Regions from separate parts of the Homo sapiens genome. Here region 1 is linked to region 2. Evidence: chromatin contacts called from ENCODE Hi-C or POLR2A ChIA-PET data. All regions are on one chromosome and are shown on one strand. The core of a region is the stretch at or near the end of the contact, and the rest is flanking DNA. Distances in the headings are between cores, read along the strand shown. Region 1 holds the start of WDR33 (WD repeat domain 33). Region 2 holds the start of TMEM185B (transmembrane protein 185B).

Region 1 (4,295 bases), core at 1,678-4,177, 7.6 Mb after region 2:
TATAGTTAACATTCTTATATACAAAGAAACTGAAGCTTAGAGAGTTTAATTAACTGACCCAATATAAAAAAGGTAGTTAATGGTGAGCCTGGCATTCAAACCTAGGTCCATTTGCTGCTGAAACCCATACATGCCCTTTCCAATACTACCTAGCTCTGGGAATTTATAAGCACACAAATCATGAGTACAAGATACAATACAACTTTAGAAAGTCAGTCACTACCAGAAAATTAGTAAAATGTTTAAGGGCCAGACAGATGAGAGTAGCACTGCTCAGATTTTCCAATACACTGAAGAGCTTCAGTCTCTAGGACTAATGTAAATGGTTTGAAATGGGGAGATAAATGTTACCAAAGAAAAATCATTTTCAGCAGAGCGCGGTGGCTCATGCCTGTAATCCCAGCACTTTGGGAGGCCCAGACAGGTGGATCATTTGAGGTCAGGAGTTTGAGACCAGCCTGGCCAACATGGTGAAACCCCGCCTCTACTAAAAAATACAAAAATTGGCCAGGTGCGGTGGCTCACGCCTGTAATCCCAGCACTTTGGGAGGCCGAGATGGGCGGATCACGAGGTCAGGAGATCGAGACCATCCTAGCTAACACGGTGAAATCCCGTCTCTACTAAAAATACAAAAAATTAGCCGGACGCGGTGGCGGGCGCCTATAGTCCCAGCTACTCGGGAGGCTCAGGCAGGAGAATGGCGTGAACCCGGGAGGCGGAGCTTGCAGCGAGCCAAAGATCGCGCCACTGCACTCCAGCCTGGGCGACAGAGCGAAACTCTTGTCTCAAAAAAAAAAAAAAAAAAAAAAGAATTCCAGAAACACATTTATAAGTGAAAATTTTTCACTAATATCTTTGTCGTAATCATAAAGCTTTTCTGTAACCTTACTATCCTATTCTGAAATATGAAGCAGTTCAAACTTCAGCCATAATCAAATAATATTCCACCGCAAAGTAATGGGAAAAGTATATGAACTTATTACTTAGCAAAGAGAGCTCTGAATAAATACCTTAAGTGCTTAGTAAAAATATAATTAAAGCCTTACGTCAATATAAAACCGTGATGGCAAAATCTGTTTAGTATTTTTCACCAACCAAAGAAAATTATCCAAGTTAAGCCATCAGCTTCACAGATAAACATTTATTTTTGTCTAAACCATTGTAATATATGTAAGCCAAATTCCTTTTTTTTTTTTTTTTTTTTTTTTTGAGACGGAGTCTCGCTCTGTTGCCCAGGCTAGAGTGCAATGGCGCGATCTTGGCTCACTGCAACCTCTGCCTCCGGGGTTCAAGTGATTCTCTTGCCTCAGCCTCCCGAGTAGCTGGGATTACAGGCGCCCACCACCACACCCAGCTAATTTTTGTATTTTTAGTAGAGACGGGGTTCCGCCATGTTGGTCAGGCTGGTCTCGAACTCCTGACCTCAGGTGATCCGCCCACCCTGGCGTCCCAAAGTGCTGGGATTACAGGCGTGAGCCACCGCGCCCGGCCATAAGCCAACTTTCTACCAAAATTCTTCCTAGGAGTACAGGAAAGACAAGTTAAAATTTCTCCCCAAGTTTCAAGAAGATAGTCTAAATATGGAACTTCAAGTCTCAGCAAAAACTCAAATCTATACAATATTTTATCTTCTCCCGGTCAAGGAGACAAAAAAAGCAAAAGTATCTTACAGTAATAAAAAATGGGTAAAATGCAATTAAGGCGAGGAAATGAAAAATGCCACAAGAGGTACAACTAGCATAACTGTCACTAAAAGGTTTGAATTAAGTAGGTTTACCACTGCACCATATTCACAGGCTATATATACATACACACACACATATATACACATATATATGTATATATAGCATGCATTAGCTCTCCAGAGTGTACTAAAAAAGTAAAGTCTACGCTCCCCAGAGTTGTTCCTTTCAGTGCAGGCTTTTTGTTCATATTCTAATGTCTTCCAAAGTTCCTGAACAGTCAACTTAAGATCATGTGTGTAGAAACTACTTTAAAACATTCTTGACAGGCTTTCTACAAGTAGCCCGTATTTTTCTGATTTGATTTAAATAGATCCAATTACGGAATTCCCTACCGACCTGCCGCCGCCGCCTCCTCCTTACTCCGGAAGGGGCCACTAATCCCAAGGGTTACAACCAAGTACAAACATTCATTGTCATTTCTTTTAAGAAGGCATGCTAAGATCCTCACTACTTAGTTGCCAGAAGACAACTTAAAATCAGAAACAGGGATCTAGCACAAACCAAATAGAAATACAACTATTCCAAAAAAGCAGGGCTTTGCCTGTCAAGCTGTAGCCTCATCCTTATAATAAGCACCGATTTCAAGCCACGATAACATCACGGCTAAGTCTTCAGCTGTTTTGCAGATTTCACGTTAACTTCCCTTGACCCTTTCAACCAACTACTTCAACTCGGCCCACTTCTTTCCACTCCCGCCCCAAACCTCAGTTAAAATGCATTTCCCTCCAAACTTCACGTCTTAACTGTGGCCTGACTTACGTCTTCTCGTCGCCACCGCTCCCAGTCAGGGCCTTAGTTCTAACCATGGCCGCTTTTCCCGGTTGGCCTCCAGCCTCCAGCCCCCTCCCATAAGTCTCGAACCTGCCTCGAACAGCCGCCCCGAGGTCGATTCTCCCAGTTCCTCCAACCTGTGCCCAGGCGCCCGTCCAGGCCCCCAAAGCACGCAACGGCCGAGCCCGAAAATGGCGGAGAGTGCCGCTGCCTGCTGCAGGCGAGCAGTCCCGTGTCGCCGCCGCACTCACCGTCTGGCTTTGAGCAGAGCTCCTAAATGGCCAGCGAAGCGTTCGCCTTCAGAGCCAGAAATGTCTCTCTTGTTTGGTCTCCCCACCCCGATCCTCTCAATCCCGCTCCTCCAAAGGAGCAGCCGCCATCTTCCCCTATGGGCCACCGAACGCACGCTCTGGGGTCATCACGCACTGGCGGGACGGCGCTACGTCACGCGCGCCTGGACCGCGGGCCTCTGTGAGGTTCGATCTGCGCATGTGCCTAGGTGAGGTGCCGAGCCGCGAGACCCTGCAGAGCGCTTCCTTTGTTCCGGAGCGAGTAGGACGCGCTACCTCCTGGAGGAAAGAAGCGACTGCGTTTCGCAGTGCTGACTTTTTTTTACAGTGTGAGCTAACGTGTATGCTCTGAAAAACACCCCGTTTTCCAGTATGTGAATGAGTATATTTGTACGGGGCCAGTACGGCAGACATAGCGGGTCGTTGGACCGAGCCCACCGAGAGTGGATCTGTGGGAAGCCACTGTGGCACCTTGCTGAGTCTGTTCACCCGTGCAGCTAGCTGGTGGCAGCCCTGGCAGATCCCGGCACACAGTCAGGCTCCACGCCTTACCCGAGCCAGTTGTGCCTCTAGATTACGCCTCGCTTAAAGTCCAGCGACCAAGATAGAAAAACAGCCCCACGATGCAACCATTTTGGAAAACCGCTGCAGTTTCTGCCAAAGCTAAATGTACGCTTACCTTGTGACCCCAGAAATTTCACTTCAAGAGGAATGAGTGCATACGTCCACCAAAGGCATGTGCAAGAATGTCCATAGCACGTTTATTCGTAGTAGTAAAAAACTGGTAACCTAAATGTCCATCAGCAGTTGAGTGGCTAAATTGTGGTGTATCATACAGTGGATTTCTACAGAGAAATAGGAAGTTACGGATAAACGCAACAGCCTGAACGAATAGCAGCTACTGTTAACTTAGGCACAAAGAAGAGGACGCTGTATGATTCCATTTTGATGAGGTTCAAAATATAACTGCACAGCAAGTTGTTCTCCAGTATGAATCAGGAATCGTACCAGCCTGGGGAACATGGCGAGATCCCATCTTTGCGCGTCGGGGTGCGTTCCTGTGACCGCCTTCCTGTGATCGTTCCTGTGATGGGTACTTGGGAGACTGGGGTGGGAGGATCACTTGAGCCCAGGAGTTGGAGGGCGCAGTGAGCCAAGATCGTGCCAGTGCACTTAAGTCTTGGAAGCAGAGTAAGACCCTGTCTCAAAGAAGTCTTACTTTTGACTCCATAATCCCCTTCCAAAAATCTATTCTAAGGATAGCCTCAGAGATGTGAGTAAGATTTGTGTACTAATCTTTGAGGTATTAATGATAGCAAAAAAAAAAGGAAACAGTAGCAGACAGTGATTAAATAATGGCACATCCATACGTAGACTATCATGCAGACATTACACAGTATCTAAAGTTTTTATGATAACATCAGAAATGTTTATAAACTTCTATATTTTTTCTTTTTTTAGAGACAAGGTCTCTCACCCAGGGTGATC
Region 2 (4,525 bases), core at 1,962-4,461:
ATGTGTTTTTCTCCAAACCCAACAAGTTTGCCTCATGGCCAGGGCAAAGTGTGTGGAGCCCATTTGAGATCATTTTTAGTAAGTTACTAATAAGAAAAGTGGACTCCATTCAGTCTTCTCTGCAGTAATAACACCTACACTCCTTTTTGTTTCGACCTCCTTTCGAAAGTATTTATTTGTTCTCAAACATTACTCTTGCAGGATCCAGCTTCTGCCCTGATTCCCTGGTGTACCACCAGCACCTAAAGAAACACTGTACCTGCCGGGTGCAGTGGTTCCCGCCTGTAATCCCAGCACTTTGGGAGGCCAAGGCGGGCAGATCACCTCAAGTCAGGAGTTTGAGACCAGCCTGACCAACATGGAGAAACCCTGTCTCTATTAAAAATACGAAATTAGCCAGGCGTGGTGGTGCATGCCTGTAATCCCAGCTACTCGCGAGGCTGAGGCAGAAGAATCGCTTGAACCGGGAGGCGGAGGCTGCGGCGAGCTGAGATCAAGATTGTGCCATTGCACTCCAGCCTGGGCAACAAGAGTGAAACTCTGTCTCAAAACAAAACAAAACAAACAAACAAAAAAACAAAAGAAAAGAAAAAAGAAACACTGTTCTTATCTACAAAGATAATTTGAACAGTTGTTTCCCTATTGCTGACAGATTAAAGTTTGGCCCTTAAAATGACACCTGCTTCTACTGACCACTTCCGGTTAAGGCCACTCTCTCCATCTTTCCAATGACAAGTAATGCTTCACACTACAGCCAACTAATAGTTTAAGATTCTTAGAAATGGACAAACCACTTGTTGCTTATTTCCACACAGTTACTACCTGTGTGGAAAAATTCAAGTTGCTAAATAACAGTGTCACTTTATGGCCTGGTACCACACTAGAGCCTGTCACAAGTTCCCAAGGGCAGTGGCCTCTTCCTCTACTAACGGGTACTACCAGAGACCTTGGTTACTAACACCTAAATATTAAGACCCATGGGATTTGCAGTCCCTACATTCATGCCTAGTACTTTGGTAAGATCCACACCAGGCACATACTGTTTTATGCAGTTTTCAAGGACATCTGCAATAGACACATATCTTCACACCTAAGCTTTAAAAAATACTTTAACGTAATAATGGTAATGCAGAGAACTAGAATTCAACATATTACACTGCTAAAATATTCATATAAATACTATATATGCATGGGTTCATTCCATTAGAAAAATTCACCTATCAGAATATTAAAGACCAGTATCAGCAAAGCCCAAGGAGAGAGTATTTTAACAGTAGGAACACTAAAAATATCAACTATGAGGTTTATAAACAAGTGGTGGGAAAGAGAACTTTTTACATTTGCTATTGTTATGACAGGCACAATCTGAAATACAATTTTAGATTAGCAGTGTATAAAAATACTTTTTAAACAATAGTTTTGATAGGTACAGTAGCATTTAAACAAACAGCTGTGTGGTTATTCCTTTTGAGGACCTACTAAAACAATTCGACTTACTGCCCCCAGCTACACCTGAAAGTGCGAACCTGGAAAGCAAGTCTCTTACCCAGGTACACATCACACACACCCACATACTGAAACCACCTCCATCTATGATGCATACTGATGAGGCGGTGATCTCAAACACGGCGTGAGACGAGTGTTTGAAGCCTGTTTCCATTTCCAGGTTTGGGATGAATGAACAAGAGGCGAAGGCCAAGTGGAGTCTGTGTGTGCCTGGGTCCTCTCTAGGAGTTTAATCTGGCATATCAATATTTAACTTGGGAGGGGGGGGAACGTATTTCCCAGGGCTCTGGGTTATAACTACTCTGGCCTTCTTTCCAAATATTGGAGCAATTTTCGGAGCTTCTGGAACTGATGTTTCTTCAGCATCTTCACTATCTTCGTGATGGAGATCATATGAAATGTTCCCATATTCTCTTAAAAATGGGAAAATTTCAAGCAGAAACTGACAGAAGTCTCTGCGAATGCCAAACCACCAATGATTGCCCCCCTTTCGCCTAAATGTTGTGGCCATTAAAGTTAGTAAGGAAAGCCAAAGGGGGACAAATATGGAGACGTAGGAGAATGTATTGTGGCCATCCAATCTGTGAACCAGCAGGACCTCAAAAGTGAGCAGAGGCACGACAATCGTTATCCAACTGATAGCCATGGTCACGTGTGTTCTCCGCTGCTCGGCAACCACATCCAGGGACCGCAGGAACAGGAGGGACCAGACGATGTAATAGAGGACGACCAGGCAAAGGAACGACATGAGGATCCACAGGGGCACAAACACCACCAGCCACGGCCAGTGAATAATCCTGTCCAGCTTTAGGGCGATGAAGATGAACTGCAGGATGTTGACCGAGCACAGGATCTCCAGCTCCAGCGACCTATCGTGTCGAAAGCCCCAGACGCAGGCAGCCACGGACACGGGGGACACGAAGAAGAGAGGCATGAAGACCAGCAGCCAGAAGTGGGTGCCCCTCTCCACCCTGTCGCAGACCAGGACTTCGAACATGAGCAGCAGCAGGTGGATGCCCACAGCGATCAGCATGGCTTTGAACTCCACACAGGCCTCTCCCTCGGTGCGGTAGCGAGGGTTGCGGGCCCAAACGCCCGCGCCCACGGAGGCGCCTGCGACGACTAGAAGCTTCCACAGCCATATGGGGGCAAAGACGGCCCAGTAGCTCCATTGGATGATGCCGTCCAGGCGGAGGGGCAGCAGCACCGAGAAGAGCAGCAGGCAGGTGTAGATGAGAAACTTACTGGGGTTGAAGTCCTGGAACAGGCCCCTGGGGTTCATGGCGGAGGCCGCCGCTTGCCTGCCCGGGCCTGCTCCCTCGCGACGCTCGGCGCTCGCGTCTCCGCGGCTTCTCCGGCCGCCGCCTCCCGGGCCCCGCCCAAGCCGGCTCCGCGTGGACGAATGCCGGGACGACCAGGAGGAGGTTCGGAGCGGCGAAGCGGAGAGGCCGGAACACGTGCACGCGCGGTCACGTGGCCCGGCCGGAAGCGCGCTGGGGTGTGGCGCGCGCGGGCACGGGCGGCGCGGCGGTTACAAACTGGGCGCTGCCTCGGTCCCGCCGCCGCCCGCGTTCACTCCGTACCCATCAAGAAGGCACCTAATGCGTGTGGGGCCCGAAGGGGCCTGGCGCGCTGCTGACTCCCCAAGCGGCCCGCGACCTTGGGCGGACGCTTCCAGGCGACTCCGGGAACATGGAGGCGGGAGTGAGCTCACATCCTCCCTGCCGGCCGGGGCGGGCCCTGCGGGGGCGGGGCCGGGTGGAGAGGGCGGGGCCTGGGCGTTGGCACCCTACCCATCTCTGCCGGGATCCTCGCCTCCCCGCGCTCGCCGCGGCTTCCCGGGAACCCGCCCGGGGCTAGAGCGCCCGCGGTGAGGCTCCAGCACCCCGCGCGCGCGAGCAGAGGCGGTGGCCGGGCTAGTGCGGGAGTTTGCGAGCGAGGGAGCGGGTGCCGGTAACTGAACGGATGCAAGGCGATGTGCATGAGCGCAGACCTGTGGGGGCCGGCGGCGGGTGTATCCCTGGCTCAAAGGAAAAGGCCCGCGCGTAGACTCAGGGCACGAGGTGGGGGGGCCTTACCTGGGATGAAGACTCGCGGGGCAGAACTCCGCCTGGTGGAGCAACGGACGTTTCTCAGGCTGCCTGCGAAGTGGCTGTGCAGAGATCCCAGGCGGCAGCGGCGCTCTTGTACCTGTCCCTCTCACTCCAGAGTGGAAGGTGCTGGTGAGGGTGTTAGACCCCACTCGGGAGGAAACTGGATCCAGACCAGGGTTGGGGGTTGCTTTCTGCCCCAGGTCACCCGGCAGGTTAACAGAGAATCGCGTCGCAGATACAGGGCTCCTACCTTCAAGTGTCTAGTCCTCATTTTGACTTATTTGGCCCTGTCTCTGTGTTATTCTCGCAAAACCATGTTTTCCTTTTCCTTTGGAAAAGGGTACTGGACCAGAGGTCAAGAGATTTGGGTTCTTGTCCAGGCCGTGCCACCCATCAGCTGAGAAACCTAGGCAAATTCACCTCTTTCTCTCTGGGCCTCAGTTTCCTGGTCTATGAAGTTGGGGGACAGACCTGGGTGGTGTCTAAGGGCAAGGCTGCAGCGGGTCTGTGATTTGGAGCACCCCTTTCGCCCTCTGGCCATCTGGGCAGACCCTGGAGGATTTCTGTCTTCCCCGCTGTCCCACTGCTCAGCAGAGCCCTGGCTGCCCTCACCAGTCTCTCCTAGTCCTCTTTTCCTGAAGTGGCTGTGGGATGTTGTCACGCAGGTCCTGGGCTCTGAAGTGGGACAGGCCATCAGAGGAACGCATGGCCTGTCAGGGCCTCCGCGGAGTGGCCCTCCCGCACCCTCACAGCACTGCCCCAGGCGGGCATGAGCAGGGTGTCCAGGTGTCGGGCGGACAGTCCCAGCCCCCGAGGCGCTCTCCACAACTTCACTTCAGCCACAGGCAATCTGTGGCCCTGGGGAAGGGAGTCCAGCTGAGTGAGCTTCACCAGTCCTCAGGCTCAGCCCTTAAGGCTGACTTCAT

Evidence for each region. Hi-C counts contacts between places; a loop is a spot of excess contacts on that map. ChIA-PET counts read pairs that join two places held with the same protein, here RNA polymerase II (POLR2A). Pooled maps may share reads with other maps.
Region 1: a pooled map shows a loop between it and region 2 (4-fold over the local background). The contact joins the promoter of WDR33 here to the promoter of TMEM185B in region 2. A Hi-C loop is called at or near these places in 2 of 50 pooled maps. POLR2A ChIA-PET finds 5 or more read pairs at or near these places in 2 of 52 experiments (GM12878 and naive thymus-derived CD4-positive, alpha-beta T cell).

The regions. Positions count from the first base shown.
Region 1 is chr2:127,808,244-127,812,538 of GRCh38, forward strand. It overlaps WDR33 (WD repeat domain 33), which reads right to left and starts at 2,928. Exons shown (of 22, transcript NM_018383.5): 1 at 2,769-2,928. LOC124907885 (a long non-coding RNA gene) reads left to right here and starts at 3,008. Exons shown (of 2, transcript XR_007087230.1): 1 at 3,008-3,900; 2 at 4,269-4,295. RefSeq lists enhancers at 1,003-1,910, 1,993-2,933, 2,340-2,419, 2,500-2,579, 2,600-2,889 and 1 more.
Region 2 is chr2:120,220,189-120,224,713 of GRCh38, forward strand. TMEM185B (transmembrane protein 185B) reads right to left here and starts at 3,212. Exons shown (of 1, transcript NM_024121.3): 1 at 1-3,212. The coding sequence starts at 2,788. The coding sequence ends at 1,736. RefSeq lists silencers at 2,811-3,010, 3,161-3,530, 3,250-3,410 and an enhancer at 3,505-4,168.